2 separate regions of the Homo sapiens genome follow, and region 2 is linked to region 1. Evidence: chromatin loops called from intact Hi-C (ENCODE). Cell type or tissue: PC-9. All regions are shown on one strand. Each heading gives the region's core, and the rest is flanking DNA. Links, peaks and the distances in the headings are about the cores only. Region 1 overlaps MYO3B (myosin IIIB). Region 2 overlaps MYO3B (myosin IIIB).

What was found. Hi-C counts contacts between places; a loop is a spot of excess contacts. Peaks named below come from ENCODE experiments on the same cell type or tissue, not always from the same donor. Only the 100,000 strongest peaks of a DNase experiment are listed, where the experiment ranks them.
Region 2: it touches region 1 in a loop (9-fold over the local background); 1 of 110 quality-filtered maps calls a loop at or near these places.

What each region holds. Positions count from the first base shown.
Region 1 is chr2:170,523,376-170,528,756 of GRCh38, reverse strand. The region is part of intron 30 of MYO3B (myosin IIIB); the gene reads right to left. Among named protein-coding and RNA genes, the nearest start is that of MYO3B-AS1, 180 kb to the right of the region's middle. In PC-9, for the core only: no CTCF peak of the experiment used is centred there; a DNase peak (open chromatin) is centred at 3,036.
Region 2 is chr2:170,438,780-170,444,160 of GRCh38, reverse strand. MYO3B (myosin IIIB) reads right to left here. Exons shown (of 35, transcript NM_138995.5): 23 at 115-194. Among named protein-coding and RNA genes, the nearest start is that of MYO3B-AS1, 91 kb to the right of the region's middle. In PC-9, for the core only: no CTCF peak of the experiment used is centred there; a DNase peak (open chromatin) is centred at 2,320; H3K27ac peaks cover 1,445 bases.

The sequences.
Region 1 (5,381 bases), core at 262-5,261:
CAAACCGTCCATCGTCGTCTGATGCATTGGGCACAAAAATATTTGCCTTGAGGCTGGGCACAGTTTCTCATGCATGCAATCTCAGCACTTTGGGAAGCTGAGGCAGGTGGATCACTTGAGGTCAAGAGATTGAGACCATCCTGGCCAACATGGTGAAACTCCGTCTCTATCAAAAATACAAAAATTAGCTGGTCATGGTGGTGCACAGCTATAGTCCCAGCTAGTCAGGAGGCTGAGGCAGGAGAATCGGTTAAACCCGGGAGGCAGAGGTTGCAGTGAGCTGAGATTGCGCCACTGCACTCCGGTCTGGCGATAGAGCGAAACTCCATCTCAAAAAAAATAAAATAAAATTTTGCCTTGAAGTGTGGATCACATGGCAGGCATGGGATATAAGAAAACCCAAGTCAAACATGCATTCTAACATCATATCTGCTGAAGTCCACCACATCCTAGTTCCTAGCAACTGACCCTCAATTTGAGATATTAACCATAGGCAGCTACCAGCCAATAAGTGAGCTTCCTAAAGAAAACACAGAAACATCTTCCCAAACTTGGAGCTTATTTTTGAGTTAGGAAGGTAGATGCATCACAGAAAAATGACATGGTGTTAATAGAATCTCCCTTCACTTGTTTAATTAGGATTTTCGACTTTTTGAGAAAGCTAGCTCCTTTATCAACTAACTAGGATGCTCAAATCAAACTCAAGGTAAATAGGAAGCATTTCTAGAGAACAAAGTAATTAAATTTAGCTTTGGACCTCACAGAAATAAAAACTCAAGGAGCACATATTCATTTGTCCATTCATCAATTATTTCATTTTATGCCAGTTATGGCCAAAGATTCTAAATTCTGGATTCTGTGAGTGCTACAGAAATGAGTGACAGTTTCAGCCCTAAAGTTTATTATCTCATGTGGGATACAGTAATAAGAGCTAACATTTTTGTCCACTTAACTACGTACTAGGTAGTCATCTAAACGTTTCCTATGGTTTATTCTCACAATGGCGGCATGAGGTAAGTACCATTATTAGAAACACACTTGCCCAAGGTCATTGAGGTAGTTGGACACAAACCTGGGCCAGAACAGAGGCAGTTTGGCTCCAGGGTCTGTAGCTGAATCGTTTCCTCTACCTAGATGGTGCTCTGCAGACAGCGGGAGAGAATCAAACTCGGATGCTGGCAGGCCAAGCCATGAATTAGGCAGGCGGTTAAGTAGGGATCTGTGAAAGATAGCTCCTGCTCACTTCCAGCAGTTTGCTGCCAGATACTCAGGTTTTTTAAGAGCTATCAGAAGTCCGAATGACATGAAATCTATTTTTATGTGTTAGAATCTAATTTTAAAAATTTAACAACATTCAGGCCAAACAAAACATGTCTGTAGACTATATTCTACCCAAACACTATGGGTTTACATCTTTTGACCTATAGAACAACAAAACATTTTGTGTACTTTTGAAGACCTCCCATATCTTGGTGCCTTATTCCCTGTAATAGTTCTTCCTGCCTCATACCACCCCCATCCTACCCTCTGCCTTCTTCTCACTGGACCTCTCACCTTCCAAGAATGGCTCTGCATATCCTGCCTCTGGCTATGGCCCACTCTTGTTTCTCCTGCCTGGGATGCTCTTCTCTTGCCCTTGTCTGTATGTCACACGAATGAGACCTTGAAGGATGAGTAAAACATCAGCAGGTAAAGACAGGACTGGCAAGGGAATTCTATTCAGATGGAATAGCGTGAACAGATATACAGAATATGAAAACAAAAGACATGTTGAAAACCACCAAAGAGTTCCAACTATTTTAAAAGAGGCCTCTGGTCCTTGGAATCTGTTCTTAGAAAGAGACTGTTGGCATTCTTGACATACAGAAATCTTCTAAAAGGACTCTTTGCATAAGGATCACTGATGATTTAGGGTTTGTTGAAATAGTTCAGATAAATATTTATGTACGGCCATAAGCAAGTCCCCAAGGAAAAATATAACTCAAAACAGATTTCTCCTTGAAGCTTCTTTCAGCTGGTGATAAGGTTTCTGCCTTCAAAAAGGTTTTGAAAATACACGTGACCAATTAATATTTTAAAAATCTAGAAAGTCTAAGAAAGCTCTAGCAATCAACTAAGCTCTGAATGTTATTATTTGAGGGTATGATAATGTCATGCTGGCAATGTTGGTAAGGGTGACTCCTGAACCCAAAGTCAATCTCAGATTCATTCCTGAGATAGGAGCCAGGAATACAAGAAAATAAAATTTGTCTCTAAAGTTAAAGCAGAGAGTGAGCATTGTTCAAAGTTTCTAAGGTGATGGAAACCTCAATGCTTATTTTAGTCTACAATTCTAGAGCTAAGTCAAAGTCTTGATCCTTCATATGAGTTTAACTTTACAGAAAACTTTTCCATACTAATATTACTACTATTATTGCTGCTACTTCTATCACCATGACCCACAACAGCTTGCCATAATCTCTTATTGAGTATTCATTACATGTCTAGAACTGTGCTAGTTCCTTTGCTTTGATTATCTCCAGTCCTCCCAATTATTCCCTTTTTGCAGTCTAGGATACTGAGGTTCAGAGAGAGGAAGGAACTTGTCCAATGTCTCATAGCTCGTAAGTAATTCAACTAGGATTCAAACCCAGGTCTGTCACCAAAGCTCATCATTTTTCTACCCAAATGAGACAATACATACAGTGTTTACCACATCTTAAGCACTTGATCAGAGAAGGCTACTATTCCTACCACCACTCCCACATCATGCTGCCATTTTCCCTCTGGTTTCATGTGGGGTCCTCTAACGTGTTAGTGCACTAACTTGACCACACTGGTAGGAAATTTGCTGGAGGATTTGTTCTGTTCAACAGTCTTAGAACTGCCATGTATTTCTGCCGTGACCCCTCACACACAATGTTCGTCAAGATATGTGACAATCTGTACTTCACAGCCCACATGAAAATCTGGCCCACAGTCGGCCCTGCTGACTGGGAGGCTGTTTCTCTGGCTCATCAATTCTGAGGTCAGCCCAATTGGCTCCAAGCCCCAGAGCTGCAAGGATGACACACAGGAGAAATATGCACTTGTTTTCCCCTTGTGAGGTGCCAGTTCTCCTTGAGCTGCCTGAGTCACGGAGGTTCCCATCACTCTGAATCTGAATCCTCATTGAAGGGCCCATAACGAAGCAGCTTCACTGGGGGTGTGTTACAAGCCGTCTTGTGAAAACATTTGCACCAGCATTATCAATCTCCTGCCTCTTCATATGAGTTCCTTTTACACAAAAACAGGCTAGCTGTGCTAAAGAATGTCACATAAAAGCCTTGTGAGAGCTTTGCCATATGCAGGCCAAATTAAATTAAGGGGCATAATCCTCACCATTGTATTTATCAGCATTAAAATGGGGGATTACCATCATGGGAACAAAGCCCCACAACATAAAAGACTATTTCCATTTTGGCATTCACTGTACACAGTTACAGGCTCACATAGGAAGTGAAGCAGAGAAGCATCAACCCAACCACTCACTTTTACTTTCAACTTGAGGTTTCCTTCTCTCCAGCCAAGTTAACTCTGTCCCATCATGCACAGATGGGAGCACCTTTCCCATGAGGCTTTAGGCTTTCTCCCAAGAACTGGGTGCTGGAATTTTCTTCATCAATCACAGGGTGACAGTTATAACAAGTAGGGTGTATTTCTCAGTGGGTGGTGATTTAAGATTTAAACAATGACAGGTATAGAGACAACGTGGGTAGAGAGAAAAAGCCTTGGACTAATTATCTGAGACCTGGAGCCTTGAGAGGCAGTAGAATGTACCAGTTAAAAAATGAGTGCTGTGGTCAGAAGGCCCATGTTCAAATCCTGATTCTGTCACTTTACTGATTAAGTAACATTGGCAAGTTACTTGTGATCTCTCAATGTCAGAGATTGTAAAATCTATACCTTTCCCATAAGGTTGAACAGGATAATGCGTGTAAAACCCTCAGCACAGGCCAGGCACGGTGGCTCATGCCTATAATCCCAGCACTTTGGGAGCCTGAGGGGGACGAATCGCTAGAACGTCAGGAGTTCGAGATCAGCCTGACCAACATGGTAAAACCCCATCTCCACTAAAAACACAAAAATTAGCCAGGTGTTATGGCACGCACCTGTAATCCCAGCTACTCGGGAGGCTGAGGCAGGAGAATCACTTGAACCCAGAGGGCGGAGGTTGCAGTCAGCTGAGATCATGCTATTGCACTCCAGCCTGAGCAACAGAGTGAAACTCCATCTCAAAAAACAAAAACAAAACCACTTAGCACAGTGCCCAGGAAATTGCTAATGAACCAAATGCTAGCAGTTGTTATTATTGTTGGAGACAGAAGATCTGAATTCAAAGCCCAGACCCACCATTTATTCTGTGTGACCCTGCATAACCCAGTGATTCCTCGACTAGCTGATGGGGGGCAGGTGTAGGTAGATCTGAAACCAATCCAGCACTGGTCTCTGAGATAATGTTTATGAGCTATTTGCCTTAGCTTTCCCCAGGTTCAGTTTATCTGTAACATAGAGTGAGTAACACCAACCCAGAAGGCTGGTGTGAGAATTACATGAGATAAAATGTGGGGGGAAAAAAAACTGGCATAGCAATAAATGCTAACAATCAATCTGAATGATCTCAACACTTCCCTTCAGTTCTTATTTGCAGCAATATTTCTTGACATATACGGATCGTCCTTATGAACTCTTCCCTCTGATTTTGCCTTCCCTTCATCTTTTCCTGGTACCTATCTGCTCCCATCACTGTCTCTCCAGGACTCTTGAGGCAGACCTTGTTGGTTGCTTCCCTCTTCCTTTCTTCTTTGCCTAATCTCTCAACCTCCTTTGCAGCTCTCCTGCAGAACCACCACTGCAAATTCTGGCCAATCATATGCAAGAAAAGTCTCCTGGGTGACTTCTGGGAAAGATTTCCCTCCTAGCAAATGGAGAGAGACTCCTGAGAAGAAGCCCCTTTCCATCCGCTTCTGTCTTCCTGCTCCAGACATTGGCATGTAAAGAAGTGATGTTTAGTGTTGCTTTGGCCACCTCGTGGCCATAAGTGGGGGCATGACTGACATGCTGAGAACAGCAAAGCAAAGAGATGCAAGGGGCCTGTGTCTTTGCTGACATTCCTGAATGGCTGACCGAGCCCTGGAACTTCTGTCTTTGGACCTTTTGTCTCGAGGGATCCTTGAATCTATGGGTTGAATGTTTGTTACTTCCAATGAGAACATCACCAGTGACACAATCCAGCTCTCTTCTTACTCTGCCCACCCCAAACCCCTCCCTACTCCCACCCCACCCTCTGCCCAAAAACTCCTTCCTATCAGCCCTTGTTGATTCACAGAACACTGAGTTGACAAACATAAGGGGGACAACAG
Region 2 (5,381 bases), core at 92-5,091, 84 kb after region 1:
ACTGCCCAGGCAGAGGGCTGCTAGAAGGGAACTAATGCTGCCCACTCTAAGATTATCCCTGGGTCAAGAGTACCTGCCAGTCCATACTATATTTGGTGCAAATCTGTTACTCACCTTGGCTTTCCCAGCACTGAAATGTGGAGGCAAAGAACTTGAGGCCACTGTTATCCTAGCTCTTGTCTGGGCCAAATTACCTGAGAAAGAGACCACAAAGAACATAAATTAAAGGAAAAGTTAAGAAATAGGATCATGAGTAATTTTTCCCTTTGGGTCCTTGTATTTTTCTGAATTTTCAAAACAATCTGCTCTGAATTTTTAAAATTTGGAAAATTTTGACACTTTGATGATATAAATTATAAATTATAATAATTATTTATAAGTTTAAAATAATTTGTAACTTATAAATTGAATTTATATTCATTTTATAAGCAAAAAGAACATAAAATTATTAAATTCACTGAACAAATTAGAAATAAAAGGAAATTCACCTTATACAAAAATTAATTCAAGATGGATTAAAGATTTAAATGTTAGACCTATAACCATAAAAACCCTAGAAGAAAACCTAAGCAATACCATTCAGGCCATAGGCATGGGCAAGGACTTCATGACTAAAACACCAAAAGCAATGGCAACAAAAGCCAAAATTGACAAATGGGATCTAATTAAACTAAAGAGATTCTGCACAGCAAAAGAAACTACCATCAGAGTGAACAGGCAACCTACAGAATGGGAGAAAATTTTTACAATCTACCCATCTAACAAAGGGCTAATATCCAGAATCTATAAAGAACTTAAATTTACAAGAAAAAATCAAACAACCCCATCAAAAAGTGGGCAAAGGATATGAACAGACACTTCTCAAAAGAAGACATTTATGCAGCCAAAAGACACATGAAAAAATGCTCATCATCACTGGCCATCAGAGAAATGCAAATCAAAACCACAATGAGATACCATCTCACGCCAGTTAGAATGGCGGTCATTAAAAAGTCAGGAAACAACAGGTGCTGGAGAGGATGTGGAGAAATAGGAACACTTTTACACTATTGGTGGGACTGTTCAACCATTGTGGAAGACAGTGTGGCGATTCCTCAGGGATCTAGAACTAGAAATACCATTTGACCCAGCTATCCCATTACTGGGCATATACCTGAAGGATTATAAATCATGCTGCTATAAAGACACATGCACATGTATGTTTATTGCGGCACTATTCACAATAGCAAAGACTTGGAACCAACCCAAACATCCATCAATGAAAGACTGGATTAAGAAAATGTGGCACATATACACCGTGGAATACTATGCAGCCATAAAAAAGGATGAGTTCATGTCCTTTGTAGTGACATGGATGAAGCTGGAAACCATCATTCTGAGCAAACTATCGCAAGGACAGAAAACCAAATACTGCATGTTCTCACTCATAGGTGGGAATTCAACAATGAGAACACTTGGACGCAGGGTGGGGAACATCACACACCAGGACCTGTCGGGGAGTGGGGGGAGTGGGGAGGGATAGCATTAGGAGATATACCTAATGTAAATGATGAGTTAATGGGTGCAGCACACCAACATAGCACATGTATACTATGTAACAAACCTGCACGTTGTGCACATGTATCCTAGAACTTCAAGTATAATTAAAAAAAAAAAAAAAAAAGAACACCTCCTACTAAATAACAAGAAGAGGGACAATCAATTAATAAATGGGCAATATATTTGAACAGAAACTTCACTGAAGAAGATACTCAAAGGGCAAATAAGCACATGATATAACTTTAACTTAATTAGTCATTAGGGAAGTAGAAATAAAAACCATAATGATACAGCTCTACATACCTGCTATTATGGCTAAAATAAAAAAGGCAGACAATAACACGTGTTCACAAGTATTAGGAACAACTGGAACCTTCATTGCTGATAGGAATACAAAATATTAGAGCTACTGTTGAAATCAGGTGGAAAATTTATTATAAAGTAAGCATAAATTCATATAGCTCCGAGATAACACTTCCAGATATTTACCAAAGAGAAATAAAAATATATGTCCACAAAAAAAAGAAATAAAAGGAAATTACCACAATATATTAATGGCCATTTATGAAAATCCCACAGTGAAATGTCAGAGGCATTTGAACCACAGCAACTTCATCTTGAATAGGGGCTGGGTGAAAATAAGGCTGAGACCTACTGGGCTGCATTCCCAGGAGGTTAGGCATTCTTAGTCACAGGATGAGATAAGAGGTTGGCACAAAATACAGATCATAAACACCTTGCTGATAAAACAGGTTGCAGTTAAAAAAAGAAAAGCCTGGTCAAATCTCACCGAAACCAAGATGGCAATGAAAGTGACCTCTGGTCATCCTCATTGTTCATTATATGCTAATTATAATGCATTAGCATGCTAAAAGACACTCCCACCATCTCCATGACAACAAATGCATGGCAACATCAGGAAGTTACCCTATATGGTCTAAAAGGGGGAGGACCCCTCAGTTCCAGGAATTGACCACCCTTTTCCCAGAAAACTCATGACAAATCTACCCCTTATTAAGCATATAATCAAGAAATAACCATAAAAATGGGCAACCAGCAGCCCTTGGGGCTGCTCTGCCTATGGAGCAGCCATTCTTTTATTCCTTTAGTTTCCTAATGAACTTGCTTTCACTTTACTCTATGAACTCATCCCAAATTATTTCTTGTGCAAGATCCAGGAACCCTCTCTTGGGATCTGGATTGGGATCCCTTTCCAGTAACACTAACATCATACCAAATAGTGAAAATTTGAAAGCTTTTTCCACACGATCAAAAACAAGACAAGGATTCACACACTCACCACTTCCATTCAAAATATTATAGTACTGGAAGTCTTAGCTGGGGCAATTAGATAAGGAAAAGAAATGAAAGGCATCCACATCAGAAAGGAAGAAGTAAAATTAATGTCCGTTCACAATTTTATATGTAGAAAACCTTAAAGATTCCACATTAAAAGAAGTGTTAGAACTAATAAATGTTAGAACTAACTTTAGCAAAATTGCTGATACAAAACCAACACCCAGGCTGGACGAGGTGGCTCACGCCTGTAATCCCAGCACTTTGGGAGGCCGAGGCGGGTGGATCACAAGGTCAGGAGTTGGAGACCAGCCAGGCCAACATGGTGAAACCCCGTCTCTACTAAAAATACAAAAATTAGCCGGGCGTGGTGGCACGCGCCTGTAATCTCAGCTACTCTGGAGGCTGAGGCAGGAGAATCACTTGAACCCAGGAGGCGGAGGTTGCAGTGAACCGAGATCATGCCACTGCACTCCAGCCTGGGACAGAGCGAGACTCCGTCTCAAAAAAAAAAAAAAAAAAAAAAACCAACACCCAAAAATCAGTTTGTTGTTGTTGTTGCTGTTGTTTTTTCAGACAGAGTCTCACTCTGTTGCCCTGGCTGAAGTGCAGTGGTGTGATCTCAGCTCACTGCAACCTCCACCTCCCAGATTCAAGTGATTCTCATGCCTCAGCCTCCTGAGTAGCTGGGATTAGAGGCACGCGCCACCAATCCCAGCTAATTCAGTTGCATTTTTATACACTAAAAATGAACTATTCAAAAAAGAAATTAAGGAAATAATTCCATTTAAAATAGCATCAAAATATAATAGGAATAAATTTAATCAAGGAGGCAAAAGACTTTTACACCAAAAACTACAAAACATTGCTGGGAGAAATTAAAGAAGACACAAATAAACTGATGGACATCACTGTTCATGGGTTGGAAGACTTAACATTGTTAAAATGTTCATACTATCCCAAGCATTCTACAGATTCAGTGTAATCCCTATTAAGTCCCAATGGCATCTTTTGCAGATAGAAAAAATATCCTAAAATTCATATAGAACCACAAAGGACCCAGAATAGCCAAAACAACAGTGAGAAAAAGAATAAAGCTGGAGGACTCACATTTCCTGAATTCAAAACAGAGTGCCCAGAAATAAACACACAACAGATGCATGATCAAATGATCTTTGATAAAATCACCAAGAGTATACAATGGGGTAAAATAATCTCTTCAACAAACAGTGTTAGGAAAAGTGAATATCCACATACAAAAGAATAAAATTTAACTGTTACCTTATACCATACACAAAAATCATATCAAAATGGCTTGAAGATTAAAATGCAAGAACTGAAACTATAGCCAGGCATGGTGGCTCACGCCTGTAATCCCAGCACTTTGGGAAGCTGAGGCAGGCGGATCACAAGGTCAGGAGATCGAGACCATCCTGGCTAACATGGTGAAACCCCATCTCTACTAAAAACACAAAAAATTAGCCGGGCGTGGTGGTGGGCACCTGTGGTCTCAGCTACTCGGGAGGCTGAGGCAGGAGAATGGTGTGAACCTGGGAGGTGGAGCTTGCAGTGAACAGGGATAGCACCACTGCATTCCAGCCTGGGCGACAGAGCGAGACTCTGTCTCAAAAAAAGAACTGAAACTATAAAACTGCTAGAAGAAAACATAGGAGAAAAGCTTCATAACATTAGTCTTGGCAACAATTTTTTTGGATATGAAACCAAAACATGGGCTATAAAAGCAAATATAGACAATGGGACTACATAAAACTAGAACTTCTACTCAACCAAGGAAACAATCAACGAATTGTAGAGATAAGCTATGGAATAGGAGAAACTTTTTTCAAACTATATAGCTAATAAAGGATTAATGTGTAAAATATATAAGGAACTCCTACAACTCAATAGTAAAAAAGCCAAATAACAAAAAATTATTATTATTATTATTATTTTTGAGATGGAGTCTTTCTTTGTCACCCAGGCTGGAGTGCAGTGGCACAATCTTGGCTCACTGCAAGCTCTACTTCCTGGGTTCACGCCATTCTCCTGCCTCAGCCTCCTGAGTAGCTGGGACTACAGGCGCCCACCAGCATGCCCGTCTAATTTTTTGTATTTTTAGTAGAGACGGGTTTTCACCGTGTTAGCCAGGCTGGACTCAATCTCCTGACCTCATGATCCGCCTGCCTCAGCCTCCCAAAGTGCTGGGATTACAGGTGTGAGCCATCATGCCTGGCCCAAAAAAAAAAAAAACAATTTAAATATGGACTTGACTACACATATCGCCAAAGAAGGCATACAAATGGCTAACCGGTATATGAAGAGATACTCAGTATCACTAAACATTAGGGAAATGAAAATCAAAACTATAATGAGATGAAATATTACCTCATCCTTGGCCGGGCACGGTGGCTCACACCTGTAATCCCAGCACTTTGGGAGGCCAAAGCTGGTGGATCACAAATCAGGAGTTTGAGACCAGCCTGGCCAATATGGTGAAACCCTGTCTCTACTAAAAATACAAAAGTTAGCCAGACATGGTGGCAGGC